Regions from separate parts of the Homo sapiens genome. Here region 1 is linked to region 2. Evidence: chromatin contacts called from ENCODE Hi-C or POLR2A ChIA-PET data. All regions are on one chromosome and are shown on one strand. Each heading gives the region's core, a stretch centred on a gene start or an enhancer-like site at or near the end of the contact. The rest is flanking DNA. Distances are from core to core; before and after follow the strand shown. Region 1 has its middle 20 kb from the start of UBAC2-AS1. Region 2 has its middle 39 kb from the start of DOCK9-DT.

Region 1 (6,679 bases), core at 3,539-6,038, 54 kb before region 2:
AAAAACTAGCTGGGCATGGTGGCATGCGCCTGTAGTCCCAACTCAGGAGGCTGAGGCAGGAGAATGGCGTGAACCCAGGAGGTGGAGCTTGCAGTGAGCTGAGGTTATGCCACTGCACTCCAGCCTGGGTGACAGAGCGAGACTCTGTCTCAAAAAAAAAAAAAAAAGAAAAAGAAAAGAAAATTAGATCTCCTCTCTCAAAGAATGAAGGTTTTTGCTTTTTCTGAAATGCTTGAATTATCACTTTGGTTAAATAAATGACCTCACAATGACCTGTAATCCTATTTTGTAATACCAAGTGTTTTAAACCCTTTATATTTGACAAACTTTCCAAAATCAAATTATAAATTATGTCTTTTTCTAACCTAATTAATCCTTTAAGAAATGAGTTTCCCTAAGTCCAAAAATGACAAAATTTGGCTTATTTTGGTATAAAAATTATACAGGAAGTGTCAAATATGAAATGGTGTTTGGTTTTCTTTGGGCTGTATTTGTATAAATATGTTACTGGTATGTGTTCCAAAATTATGGGAAACTCCTGTATTTCTGATATAACTTAGTGTACATTATCAGTAATAGTCATAAGTGTTGTTAAAATTATTGTGTGTCACAGAGGTAACACATTTCCTTGTCAATTGTGTCTTTTAACTGTGGCTGCCTTAAAACTTTTTTCATCCACAGACAATTCTCTTGTTTATCTTGTTTTAAACCCCTTTAAAAGGTGGGTTTATAATCAGTTATAGGACTCTAACAGGTGCACTTAAATGCAGTTTTGCTGATAACTTTGGAAACTGTGACATTGGAATAAAGGAATAAACTTTCAGAACTCTCATGGAGAGCTGAAATGTTTATGACTATCAAACAGAACAGGAGTTAACTGAATTAACTGAACCAATAGAAAACTAATCTTTTTGACCTTTTTGCTTAAAACATTGCTAATACTTTGTTTTGTTTTTTAGAATTATGAAAACTAAAGCTATTTACAGCTTTTAACAATTGAGTAAAGTATACTGTTACCAGAATTGGGAGCATATTTGTTTCTCTCTACCTGGTTTCTCCAGAATTTGGAAACTATTTGTGAGTATTCTTAATTTATGGCAGTATAGTTATTTGCATAAGTGCCATAAGAATCTGTTTTCTTTTGCAATAGGACACAATTGGAGAAATTGGTTATTTTACTAAGGCTTTGACTGGGATGGTGTGCTTTCCTTTAAGGAATCGACTTGTGGAGCTAATAAAGCCCTTGGAAAAACTGGCCTCATATTTTGTGTACACAGTCCCTGTACAGGTTTTCTGACCTGTGTAAGTACAGAATTCACTTTCTGACAGGCACAGAAGCCCCAGGTTTATGTTGGGACCTCAAGAGAAGGGGAAATTCACCCAACTCATAGATATTTGATGGCACAAATCTATGGCTGGGCTTCGCTTTTAAAATGTCTTATCTGCTATTCCTCCTATGGAACAAAGTTCCATCAAAGCCAATTTGAAAGCCTATGTAAAAGATAATTATTCTTGCTGCACTGTATACAAATAATTAGGCCAAGTATAATAAAGCAAGCCAGTCCCACCATGTTTTGTCTTTAGTAAAAATGGGAAACTGGAGAGAGAATAATTATGTTTCAAAACTACAGTAGACCTGTTGTTAGATTCTAGTCTGCCTAATGTTTTTTTCAATTTGTATTATTTTCTACAGTTTAGACTGAATTCTAATTTTTCTTGGCTACAAGTCCATAAAATAATGTTTTCAATTTCTTTTCCTTCTTTTTTTCCATTTTTCCTAATTTAGAGTCACTGAAAACTAAGCTGTGTTTTCTTAAAACCCTGCAAACTGAAGCCAGACAACTTGAACTTCAGAAGAAAATAACAGCAACCTATTTACGTACATAAGCCACTTTCATACCTGCCTACTAATGTATGGACTTCAGAGTAATGTGGCTTATATCGATTTTTCTAGGATTGTTCTTTTGTTTGTTGTTGTTTTTTCTCCCTTCCTCCCTGCTATTTTCTCTTCACAGAATGTGAGACTTCACAACCTACTAAAAATGAGCTTTTGGGACTTACCCATCTAGGAATAAACCATCATAGCTATGAGAAATCAGATGAAGCCTGAGACCAGAGACTCATTTTTTTGCAAAATGCTTTCTCCGACAGATTTTACAAAAGAAAAGTGGTGGGGGGCAGGCACAGTGGCTCACACCTGTAATCCCAGCACTTTGGGAGGCCGAGGTGGGTGGATTACCTGAGGTCAGGAGTTTAAGACCAACCTGACCAACATGGTGAAACCCCGTCTCTATGAAAAATACAAAAATTAGCCAGGCATGGTGGTGGGCACCTGTAGTCCCAGCTACTCGGGAGGCTGAGACAAGAGAATTGCTTGAACCCAAGAGGCGGAGGTTGCAGTGAGCTGAGATCACGCCACTTCAGTCCAGCCTGGGCGATGGAACAAGACTCCATCTCAAAAAAAAAAAAAAAAAGGTCAGAAATGTGAAAGGAAAATCTCTTGGGCCCCTAAAATCACTAAGGAAAACTCAAGCTGGAAACTGCTTAGGGCAAACCTGCCTCCCATTCTATTCAAAGCCACTCCTCTGCTCACTGAGATAGATGCATATCTGATTTGCCTCCTTTGGAAAGGCTCATCAGAAACTCTAAAGAATGTAACCCTTTGTGTCTCACCTGTCTGTTACCTGAGTCTTCCTGCCTTTGCTTTAAGTTGCCCCGCCTTTCCAGACCAAACCAATGTACTTCTTACATATATTGATTGATGTCTCATGTCTCCCTAAATGTATAAAACTAAGCTGTCCTCCGACCACCTTGGGTACATGTCCTCAGGACTTCCTGAGGCTGCGTCATGGGTGTGTCCTCAACCTTGGCAAGATAAACTTTCTAAATTAACTGAGGCCTGTCTCAGATGTTCCAGGTTCACATGAGTAACTCCTCTGCATGTCTTCGGCATTCAACAGACACACACTGAATAGGAATTCCCTGCCTCCCTCCTGCGGGGCATGAAGCCAGATGCTAGGATTGCAGAGCTTTCATGGGTGGATGTGCATGGGACAAGTGTGAACACAGTTAGCAGGACAGAGCGGGAGAAGTATCCACCAATGGTTTGACCTGCCCTTAGTCACTTCTCCTGGAAATGACGGAGAGAAGCGTGTTAAGAATTGGGAGAGGGCTGGCCCCAGTGGCTCACGCCTGTAATCCCAGCACTTTGGGAGGCCAAGGTGGGTGGACTCTTTGAGCCCAGGAGTTTGAGACAAGCCTGGGCAACATGGTGAAACCCCCATTTCTACAAAAAATAAAAAAATCAGCTGGGCATGGTGGTGTGTGCCTGTGGTCCCAGCTACTCTGGAGGCTGAGGTGGGAGGATCACTTGAGCCCAGGTGGTGGAGAATGCAGTGAGCCATGATCACACCACTGCACTCCAGCCTGGGTGACTGGGTGACTGAGCAAGACCCTGTCTCTAAAAAAAATTGGGATAGGATATGAGCTCAGAGAGCTCAGAGCTGGGCTCCACAGGACATGGGAATGGGGTGGAGTCAAAAGGACCTGTGGAAGTTTTGGAATTGAAGAGGAAAAAAATGTTTTATCCTCTGAGGCTGACCAAAAGGAAATTGGCTGCAGAAATGTTTGTAGATTGTGGTGGGGGTAGGACGATGTTTGAGGTCACCTATAACAGCTTCAATTTTCTGGATGAAACGAAAGACCAGCTCATTCTTCCTAGAATGAGGGGTCTGGGGCTAAACCCAGGACCTGGCAAGGGCATTAGAGGTTTGAGATAGTGGCTAGGTGGCTGTCTTAGCCCATTTTGTGCTGCTATAAAACAGGATACCTGAGACTGGGTAATTTATAAAGATCAGAAATGCATTTCTCATTGTTAGGGAGGCTGGGAGGCCCAAGACAGAGGCACTGGCTTCTGGTGAGGGCTTTCTTGCTGTGTCCTCACTTGGCAGAAGAGTGGGAGAGAGTGAACCCCTTCCCACAAGCCCTTTGCATAGAGGCATCAATCCATTCATGGGGGTGGAGCCCACGTGACCTAAACACTTCCCAAAATGCCCCACCTCCCGACACTGTTGCATTGGGGATTAAGTTTCCAGCCCATGAATACGGGGGTACACATTCAGACCATAGCAGGATTACATCAGTTAGGGTTCCATCAGGGGACCAGCAGAAACACCAGTAATATGAAAAGAGAGAACTAAATACAAAGACTTGTTAACTACATATAATATTCACCAGGTAACTGAAGGTGTAAGGAATAAGTCTGAGATATCACAGAGGAAGCAGCTACCACCTCTCAGGCTGGGCAAACGGAGGGAAGCAGGTCCAATGATTAAAACCTTGAAACTTGGCCAAGTGTGGTGGCTCAGCCTGTAATCCCAGCACTCTGGGAGGCCGAGGTGGGGGATGATGGATCACTTGAGGTCAGGAGTTCGAGACCAGCCTGGCCAACATGGTGATACCTAATCTCTACTAAAAATACAAAAATTAGCAGGATGTGGCGGTGCATGCCTCTAATCCCAGCTACCTGGGAGGCTGAGGCAGGAGAATCGCTTGAATCTGGGAGGTGGAGGTTGCAGTGAGCCAAGATCATGCCACTGCACTCCAGCATGGGCAAAAAAAGTGAGACTCTGTCTCAAACAAAAACAAAAACAAAACCTTGAAACTTAGAGGAGTGGTCCCAGGGGACTGGGACCAGACCTCTGAGAAGGACGCGCTGGCCAGCTGGTGGCGGGCTGGGAGTGGTGAAACTGGCTCTGCTGGTGTTGCAAGCACTGGCATCTGGATTCAGCTGCTGCTGCAGAAAGCAGCTGCATTTGCTGGGTGGAGTGTCCCTGGGGTATTGCTCAAAGGGGCCCCAAGCAGCAAGGAGGTCACGAGCCCCTCCTTCTTCCTCAGCTTCCTGTAGCACCCCAAAATGGTAGAACCCAACTTGTGGTTTGCAGAGTCTCAGCCCAACATCACAAAGCCAAGCAGAGAAGCCTGGGTTTGGAGTGAGAGGCAATAACTTAGTAACTGTCATGGGGAACGCACAAAGCCATCCCTCACTGTATGAGTGACATTTAGGGACTGTGCAGGCACATGAGTCTGTATATTGGCTGAATTTCTTTCCTTTGCCTTCTGCAAATCATTTCGTATTCTCCTAGGCCCTTGCCATATTGGAGAAATATCAGAAAATCCTTAATGGGTCTCCTGGTTCAAAAGGAACTGACCAACGATTACAAGTGTCTATCAACAGATGAATAAATAAGCAAAATGCAGCAGAAACATACAATGGAATATTGGCCTTGAAAAGGAAGGAAATCCTGACCTGTGCTCTAACATGGAAGAACCTGGAAGATCATCTGCTAAGGGAAATACGCCAGTCTCAGAAGGACAAATACCGAGTGATTCCACTTATATGAGGTGCCCAGAATAGGCAGATGCCTGGAGAGGGGAAGGAGAGTGGTGGTTGCCAGGCCTGAAGGAGGAGGGAATGGGCAGTTGTTGTTCGGTGGGTCCAGAGCTTCAGTTCTGCAGGATGGAAAATGTTCCGCGGATGGTGGTGGTGGTGGCTGCACAACAGTGTGAATGCATTGAATGCGTGTGACTGCACACTGAGAAATGGCTAAGGCGGGACGTTTTACCTGATGTGGATTTGCCCACAGTCACATATTTTTAGAAAGGAACTAGGCTGGCTGCAGTTGCTCATGCCTGTAATCCCAGCACTTCGGGAGGCCAAGGCAGGTGGATCACTTGAGGTCCGGAGACAAGCCTGGCCAACATGGTGAAACCCTGTCTCTACTAAAAATACAAAAAATTAGTCGGGCATGGTGGTGCGTGCCTGTAGTTCCAGCTACTCAGGAGGCTGAGGCAGGAGAATCACTTGAACTTGGGAGGCAGAGATTGCAGTGAGCCAAGATTGCGCCACTGCACTCCAGCCTGGGTGACAGAGTGAGACTCCATCTCAAAAAAAAAAAAAAAAAAGAAAGAAGGAAAGAAAGAAAGAAGTAAGAGAAAAAGAAAAGAAAGAAAGAAAGAAAAAGAAAGAAAGAAAGAAAGAAAGAAAAAGAAAAAAGAAGAGAAGAGAAAAGAAAAGGAAAGAAAGGCAAGAAAAGGCCGGGCGCGGTGGCTCACGCCTGTAATCCCAGCACTTTGGGAGGCCGAGGCGGGCGGATCACGAGGTCAGGAGATCGAGACCATCCTGGTTAACACGGTGAAACCCCGTCTCTACTAAAAATACAAAAAACTAGCCGGGCGCGGTGGCGGGCGCCTGTAGTCCCAGCTACTCTGGGGCCTGAGGCAGGAGAATGGCGTGAACCCGGGAGGCAGAGCTTGCAGTGAGCCGAGATCGCGCCACTGCAGTCCGGCCTGGGTGAAAGAGCGAGAGTCTCAAAAAAAAAAAAAAAAAAAAAAAAGAAAGAAAGAAAAGGGAAGGGGGAAAGGGAAAGGGAAAAGGAAAGGAAAGAAAAGAAACTAGACAGAGGTTAGAGCTGGAGGACATGGGTGGGCGCCCTGAGCCTGATGTGTCACATGCCTTCATCCTCCCACCTTGGGTGAGCAGCATTTTCCAGGCTTTGCTTAGTGAGTTCTGATGTGCAACTGTCTTCGTCGGCCCTGCTGCACACCCACTACAGGTGTATATGAACAGGGACGGTCTGCCCCTCTGGTGGTCCCGGGAATAAAGAATTGATTCCAGCAG
Region 2 (7,107 bases), core at 2,447-4,946:
TAGCTGGGACTGCAGGCACGTGCCACCATGCCCAGCTATTGTTTTTTTCTTTTTTGTATTTTCACTAGAGATAGGGTTTCACCATGTTGACCAGGCTGGTCTTGAACTCATGACCTCAGGTGATCCGCCTGCCTCGGCCTCCCAAGTGCTGAGATTACAGGTGTCAGCCACCGCAGCTGGTGGGAACATCTTTACGTATGCTTATTTACCATCTGTATATGTTCTGTGGTGAGATGTGTGTTAAGGTCTTTGGCCCATTGTTTATTCATGTTGTTTTCTTACAGTTGAGTTTTAAGAGTTCTTTGTGTATTTTTGATCACAGTCCTTTATCAGAGATGCCTTTTGCAAACATTTTCTCCCAGTCTCTGGCTTATCTTTTCATTCTCTTGACAATGTTTCACACAGAGCAGAAATTTTTAATTTTAGTGAAGTCCAGCTTATCAATTCTTTCTTTCATGAATTGTGTCTTTAGTGTTGTATCTAAAAAGCCATCACAAACATCACAAACCCAAGGTCACCTGGGTTTTCTCCTATGTTACATTCTAAGTTTTATATATTCTAGGATTTTGCTTTACGTTAAGGTCTGTGGTCCATTTTGAGTTCATTGTTGTGAAGGGTCTAAGGTCTGTGTCTAGATTCATTTTTTGGCATATGGATGTCCAGTCATTCCAGCACCATTTGTTTAAAAAGACTCTTTCCTCCATTGTATTGTCTTTGATCCTTTTTCGAAGATCAGCTGACCAATTTTATGTGGGTCTATTTCTGGACTCTCTATTCTGTTCTGGGAATTTATTTGTCTATTATTTTGTCAATACCACACTGTCTTGGTTACTGGAGCTTTATGGTAAGTCTTGTCAGGTGATGTCAGTCCTCCAACTTTGTTCCTCTCCTTCAATATTTTGTTGGCTATTCTGGGACTTTTGCCTCTCCATATAAACTTTAGAACCAGGTTCAAGCGATTCTCCTGCCTCAGCCTCCTGAGTAGCTGGGATTAGAAGCAACGCACCATCACGCCCAGCTAATTTTTGTATTTTTAGTAGCGACGGGGTTTCACCATGTTGGTCAGGCTGGTCTCGAACTCCTGACCTCGTGATCCGCCCACCTTGGCCTCCCAAAGTGCTGGGATTACAGGCATGAGCCACCGCGCCCGGCCTAATTTTTGTATTTTTAGTAAAGACGGGGTTTCACCATATTGACAAGACTGGTCTCGAACTCCTGACCTCAGGTGATCCACCTGCCTCGGGCTCCCAAAGTGCTGGCATGAGCCGCCACGCCTGGCCCATATTTTGTTATATGTATACTTGAGTATTTAATTTATTGGTGCTAATATAAATGGTTTTATGTTTTTAATTTTAAGTTTCTCTGGATTCTTTTTGAGTCCAGTTTTATAATCCAGAGTTTTGTTCTCTTTACAGAATTTTATCATGCCCTGCTTTGATAACTTTGCATCTTATATCTTCACCCAGTGAAATGACAAACACATAAAATAAGTATGAGCCATGGATACATCCCAGAAACTGTTTCTTTGGTTTAGGATACAATGAATTTTTTATCTTAGTCTCTCATTTTTCTAAGATCCCATTTTTAAAAATAGGAAATTAAATTTACTTTTGTTCCAATTCTGCTTTAGGAAACTTGGTGTCCCTTTCATCATGGGTCTCAATTTTAACCAGAGGGGTCTCTCCCTCCATTTACTTCTTGAAATCGATGTTCTTCTTCAGGGTTACTCATAGTGTGACCTGCCAGATCTCCTGCCCCTGCACCTGCCCAGCCACCTCCTAATGGACTAATATGCGCCCCACTACAAGCTCAGCAATTTGAACTTCCCATGCTTAGCTTTGGGGCCAGTTCTGGCTTTAGCTGCAGGGATATTTAAAAGTTTAGTTCAATAGATGAAGTGAGTCCTCACCAAATCTGTTGTGTTGCTGTTTTTTCTTGAACCACAGTTCTAGTTCTAGTTCTAGTGACTGAATTCCTCACTGCCACTAAGTACACAGTTCCAAAGTCTTCTAGACTTACTTCTGGAGCCTGACAAGTGACTGTTCCTTTAGCCAGTACTGGGGCTTCCAGACATCATTGCTTCTGTTTTTTTTTGTTTGTTTGTTTTCAGTTTTTTTTTAAATTTCAATGGTTTTGGGAGTACAGGTGGTTTTTGGTTACATAGATGAGTTCTTTAGTGGTGAATTCTGAGATTTTAATGCACCCATCACCTGAGCAGTCTTTTATCCCTCACCTCGCTGCCAACCTCTTTCCTTGCATCCCCAAAGTCCATCACATCACTCTATATGTTTTTGCATCCTCATAGCTTAGCTCCCACTTTTGAGTGAGAACATACGATATTTGGTTTTCCATTCCTGAGTCACTTCACTTAGAATAATGGCCTCCAGCACCATCCAGGTTGCTGCATAAAGACATTTCATTCCTTTTTATGGCTGAGTAGTATTCCGTGGTGTATATATAGCACATTTTCTTTTTCTTACTTGTTGGTGGACACTTAGGTTGGTTCCATATCTTTGCAATTGGAAATTGTGCTGCTATAAACATGTGTGTGCATATGTCTTTTTCACATAATGACTTATATTCCTTTGGGTAGATTCCTGGTAGTGGGATTGCTGGATCAAATGGTAGTTCTCCTTTTAGTTCTTTAATGGTAGATCTACTTTTAGTTTTTCTTTTTTGTTTTGTTTTTTGTTTTGAGACAGTCTCGCTCTGTCGCCAGGCTGGAGTGCAATGGCGCGATCTCGGCTCACTGCAACCTCCGCCTCCCAGGTTCAAGTGATTCTCCTGCCTCAGCCTCCCGAGTAGCTGGGACTACAGGCGTGCACCACCATGCCCAGTTAATTTTTGTATTTTTAGTAGAGACAGGGTTTCACCATGTTGGCCAGGATGGTCTCGATCTGTTGACCTCGTGATCTGCCTGCCTTGGCCTCCCAAAGTGCTGAGATTACAGGCGTGAGCCACTGTGCCCGGCCTACTTTTAGTTTTTAGTGCTTGTCTGTTTGGATCATCACACATTACTTGCTCCCTGCTGCCAGGCCTCAGTCTGCGCTACACCCATATACTACTTATTTTCTAGACTTCCAAAGTGCTGGGCACCACCCAGTCCTCTGCCAGGCACGGTCCTCTCTGCAGGTGATCCGCTGCCTGTGTGGGGGTCTCCTCCCTCCAAGCAACCATTTTCACCCACAGGCATGTCTCAACTCCAGGTGCAGACCCCTCCCTGACTGTCCTGTTCCATCAACTCCGGTTCTGTTAAAAGGATGTGAACTTTACAGACTTCCCAGCAAGGCAGCTCCTTGGAGGCAGAGACCTCATTTGGAATACGCTCAACTATATTAAAATGTGATTTTGCTCAACCATATGAAACACTCAGTTGTTAGGACAAAAAAAAAAAAAAACCCTGCTTTTCACATTCCCATTTTACCTCTACAATGTATCATTTCATCAAACACCAATTCACAAATGGAACTTACATAGCTCGTTAACTACAGTGTTTTATTCTCTTATGAAAATATGTCAGAAAGATTTGAGAGTCTGGGACTGTGGTGAAGCCCCCATCAGCCCGGGCATATGGTGGGGGAGGTCAGGAACATTTTCTTCCAGCTCTCTTCAGACAGCAGCCAGACAGTTTTCAGCGCCTTTTTTTTTTTACCGTTTTGGTGACTCATTTCCTCACTTGAGACACAGAAATATGAATGCAGTGTCAACCAACCATAAAGGAGTGTTACGAGAGTTCTGGTCATGGAGTAATCATAATTGTATTTGGTATATGATTTGACCGTATTTATTCATAATATAATACTCTAGGGTTTGAACATCTTATTTTTGGTTCTGCTGTGAACTATATAGAACGTGATGGAAAATCACTCCCTGCACATTACCCTGGGCTGCAGTGTCCATAAAAGGCGATATGCTGGCTCAAGAAATTGAAATTGAATGATTTCATAACCAACCTGTGAGCCTCGCTTCCTCCTTCACATATGAAAGCACGTTGGCACAGAGGGGAGAAAATTTTTTTTTCATATGTTTCCACCTCACAGCTCCTTTTCTAGGTCTCCTAGTTGGAAAGACATTGATTTCTACGTGGGAAGACTTTTGCACCTGCAAGAATCCTTCACGGTCATATAGTGTCACCTCTCTCCCAAGGCAGAAATCCCATCTGCAATATTGATCAATGACCTGTCAAGGATGAATTAATTGAGTGCCTACTATGTGCTAGCTAGGCATTGTGCTGAGCCTCACACAATGGCAGACCCTGAGATAAGAATTCAAGTGCCAGGAATTTGAGAAAGGGTCCCGGAAAACACTGGAAATAGTGGACATGAGACAGAGAAGACAAGAAAGCCAATAAAGGATGCACATTATCAAGCAAATTACCACCATGGGCAGATAGAGCTCGATCCCACTAGAGAATTCTGAAAACCAAGACTCAGAATTCATCCAACCAAGGGGCCAGGGATCTGGGGTATTAATCCACCAATTCTCCATCTGTCATGGGTTCAGGCTGCTTTCAGGGGAATGAAATTTCCAGCATGTCTGGCTTCTCCATGCATGGGCACAGTGTGTTTTCAAGGTCAGAAAAAAAAAGGCTTTGAGTGGAGATTTTCAGGGGTCAGCTATAAGTAGAAGTGAATGCCAGTGGGAGGTGGGGCCACTGATACCATCTGCTACATTCAGGAAGACAGAGAATTAAGCTCTTCTCCCTACTTTTGATCTGAAGGAGCAAACGGGGACATTTGCTCCTTGAATCCAGTGGAATCCAAGGGGAAAGCCCTGGAGCAATGGAGGTGATGAGTTTGAACGAAGATGTACAAAACCTGAGTTAACTGAGCGTGCAGATGAGCAGAGAGAAGAAAAATGGCTCTAGATGACATCAGGCCATGACTAGTCATCAGTTGCCACATGAGGTTTTCAGGAATGACATGGAAATACCAGCTTTCCACAGCTGTCTGGCTCTCCCCAGGGAAATGGGAAACCCTGGTACAGAGTCGAACCTTGGGCAAAAGGGTTGGAAGGAAGCAGGTGATCTGGGCAGAGCTGCCAGCTCTTCCTCCTTCCCTGGGGAGAACTAGTTGAAAATGAGTGTAGGGAGCCTGGCAGGAGAGCCAGCAAGGCAGGCTAACCCCAGAGGTGTGTAAGTGCAAAGGCTTCACGGCCATGCTTTCAGCAGACCTGGCACTGTTCAGTGCTGTCACCCAAGCCAGCCGAGGCTGGCCTAAGCCCACTTGCTTGTGGGGAGGGGGAGCTCATGCCCCGCTGGCTATAGGTTTTTTGGGTTATGAAACTAGGCAGGGCTAAGCCTGGAAAAAGTCCGAAATCATTAGTGGAGTCTGCGGTGTGCTAGGGCAGGTGGAGGCAACTTTCCTCAGTAAGGCAGTTCGCGGCCAGTGCTGCGGTTGGTTGGGATGTTCTTTGGGCAGACTGAAGTCTACCTACCTTGAACTTTCCCTTCATTCTACTGCTGCCCTTTGGAATGCCCTGATGATTCCCAGGAAAGTTTTGAGAATACAGCACCTGGCCCATGCTGCTGATAAAGATTCCCTTTTGGATAGGTGTTTGTGGTTTGTGATGATGTAACTAATGATTTTGTTTCCCTGGTTTCAAGCTAGACTGTTCTAGTCCATATATTTCCAGGAAAACAACTCTGCCGTGGATACACGTAGGGTGTGTAGTGTGTTCCTGCCACGCTCCTCATCCCTGCCCTTTGACTTCCCATCTCGGGTTCACAATGCCAGGCACTGGCTCCAGCAGAAATGTCTTTCTCCTTTTCCTTGGCTCTTCCGTTCCATACCCACCACCAGGCTTTCCCTGTGTTGTAATGTCCACGCTTCTTAAAGGATTTTAAATGGACTCAACGTTTATTCGGATTATCTCTCATTGAAATACCCATATTTTACCACACTGTGAACCTGTCATATCAATAAAGAAGAGCTTTCAGCTGGTCGTGGTGACTCACCCCTATAATCTCAGAACTTTGGGAGGCTGAGGCGGGAGGATTGCTTGAGGCCAGGAGTTCAAGATCAGCCTGGGAAATGTGGCAAAACCCTGTCTCTACAAAATAAAAACTAAAATAGCATGTGCTTGTATTTCCAGCTACTTGGGAGGCTGAGGCAGGAGGATCGCTTGAGTCCAGAAGGTAGAGGCTACAGTGGGCTATGATCACACCACTGCACTCTGGCCTGGGTGAGAGGGCCAGACCTTGTTGAAGAAGAAGAAAGAGGAGGAGGAGGACTTTCATTCATTTTATGTTAACTGAAACTTAAAGCATAGGAAAGGTTTAGAATGAAATGCTCTGCATGTTAGGTGACAAAGCACGATAACAAAACACAAAGCTGGCATTCTACCCAAAAGCAAAAGGAAAACAACCTTTTGCTTGTTTAGCCAAAACAGCAACTTTAAGAATGAATAACATGATGCTCATGTATTGGCAAGTCTGCCCCCTTGTACTTTGGTGAATTTGTATAAATGATATTCTTACATTGCAATCAGGATTTGAAACACTGCTTTTTCTCAGATGGAAACAAGCCTTTTATTGTTCACTCTGCTCTGAAGCACCACCCCAGTGTTAAAGCACAACCACCGAGTGGAGATAATTAGATGAACCTAGAAGTTCTAGCAGGGAATTGAAAAGTTTGGCCAAAAGAGCTTGTACCTTTGAAGTGAAACATTTTCTATTTCATTTTAGTTGCATGTTTATGAGGTCCTGAGAAATTAAAAATCATGTGTTCTGGTTACAGCTGGCACCCGCACCAAAGGGAGAGAAACAGCAAGCCACACCCAAAAGAGGAAAAGAACAAGAATGAGAATTCCACAAAAAAGAAGCTCATGAAGAAGAATAAGATTATTTTTCTTGCCTATAATAAAGGAGTTAGAACGGGGCTTTCCCAGCATGGAGAATAATAGCCCTTTCTTTTTCACTTGTGGTTGTCCCCAGCTCTCATTCATTTCACTAGTGTTCTAATAATGTGAGATATCTCAGTAATGAATTTTTAATCGTAACTTTCATTCATAATATAGTTTAAAAACTTACATCTGGATAATTTACACATATATTCTCCAAGATAAATAGATATAGATATCTGTTTTGATAAAACACTTTATTTTTCT

Evidence for each region. Hi-C counts contacts between places; a loop is a spot of excess contacts on that map. ChIA-PET counts read pairs that join two places held with the same protein, here RNA polymerase II (POLR2A). Pooled maps may share reads with other maps.
Region 1: a loop to region 2 is called in a pooled map, with 2.6 times the contacts of the local background. The contact joins two enhancer-like sites. A Hi-C loop is called at or near these places in 3 of 50 pooled maps. POLR2A ChIA-PET finds 5 or more read pairs at or near these places in 9 of 52 experiments (AG04449, H1, MCF 10A and 5 more).

What each region holds. Positions count from the first base shown.
Region 1 is chr13:99,176,983-99,183,661 of GRCh38, reverse strand. No RefSeq gene overlaps it. Among named protein-coding and RNA genes, the nearest start is that of UBAC2-AS1, 20 kb to the left of the region's middle. RefSeq lists enhancers at 1,697-2,209, 6,587-6,676. Within about 2 kb of position 4,788, at least 3 of the 41 ENCODE cell types and tissues checked have a DNase peak (open chromatin) inside an H3K27ac peak, as active enhancers do; they include OCI-LY7, where a contact is called at or near this core.
Region 2 is chr13:99,121,705-99,128,811 of GRCh38, reverse strand. No RefSeq gene overlaps it. Among named protein-coding and RNA genes, the nearest start is that of DOCK9-DT, 39 kb to the right of the region's middle. RefSeq lists an enhancer at 3,644-3,743. Within about 2 kb of position 3,696, at least 2 of the 41 ENCODE cell types and tissues checked have a DNase peak (open chromatin) inside an H3K27ac peak, as active enhancers do; they include OCI-LY7, where a contact is called at or near this core.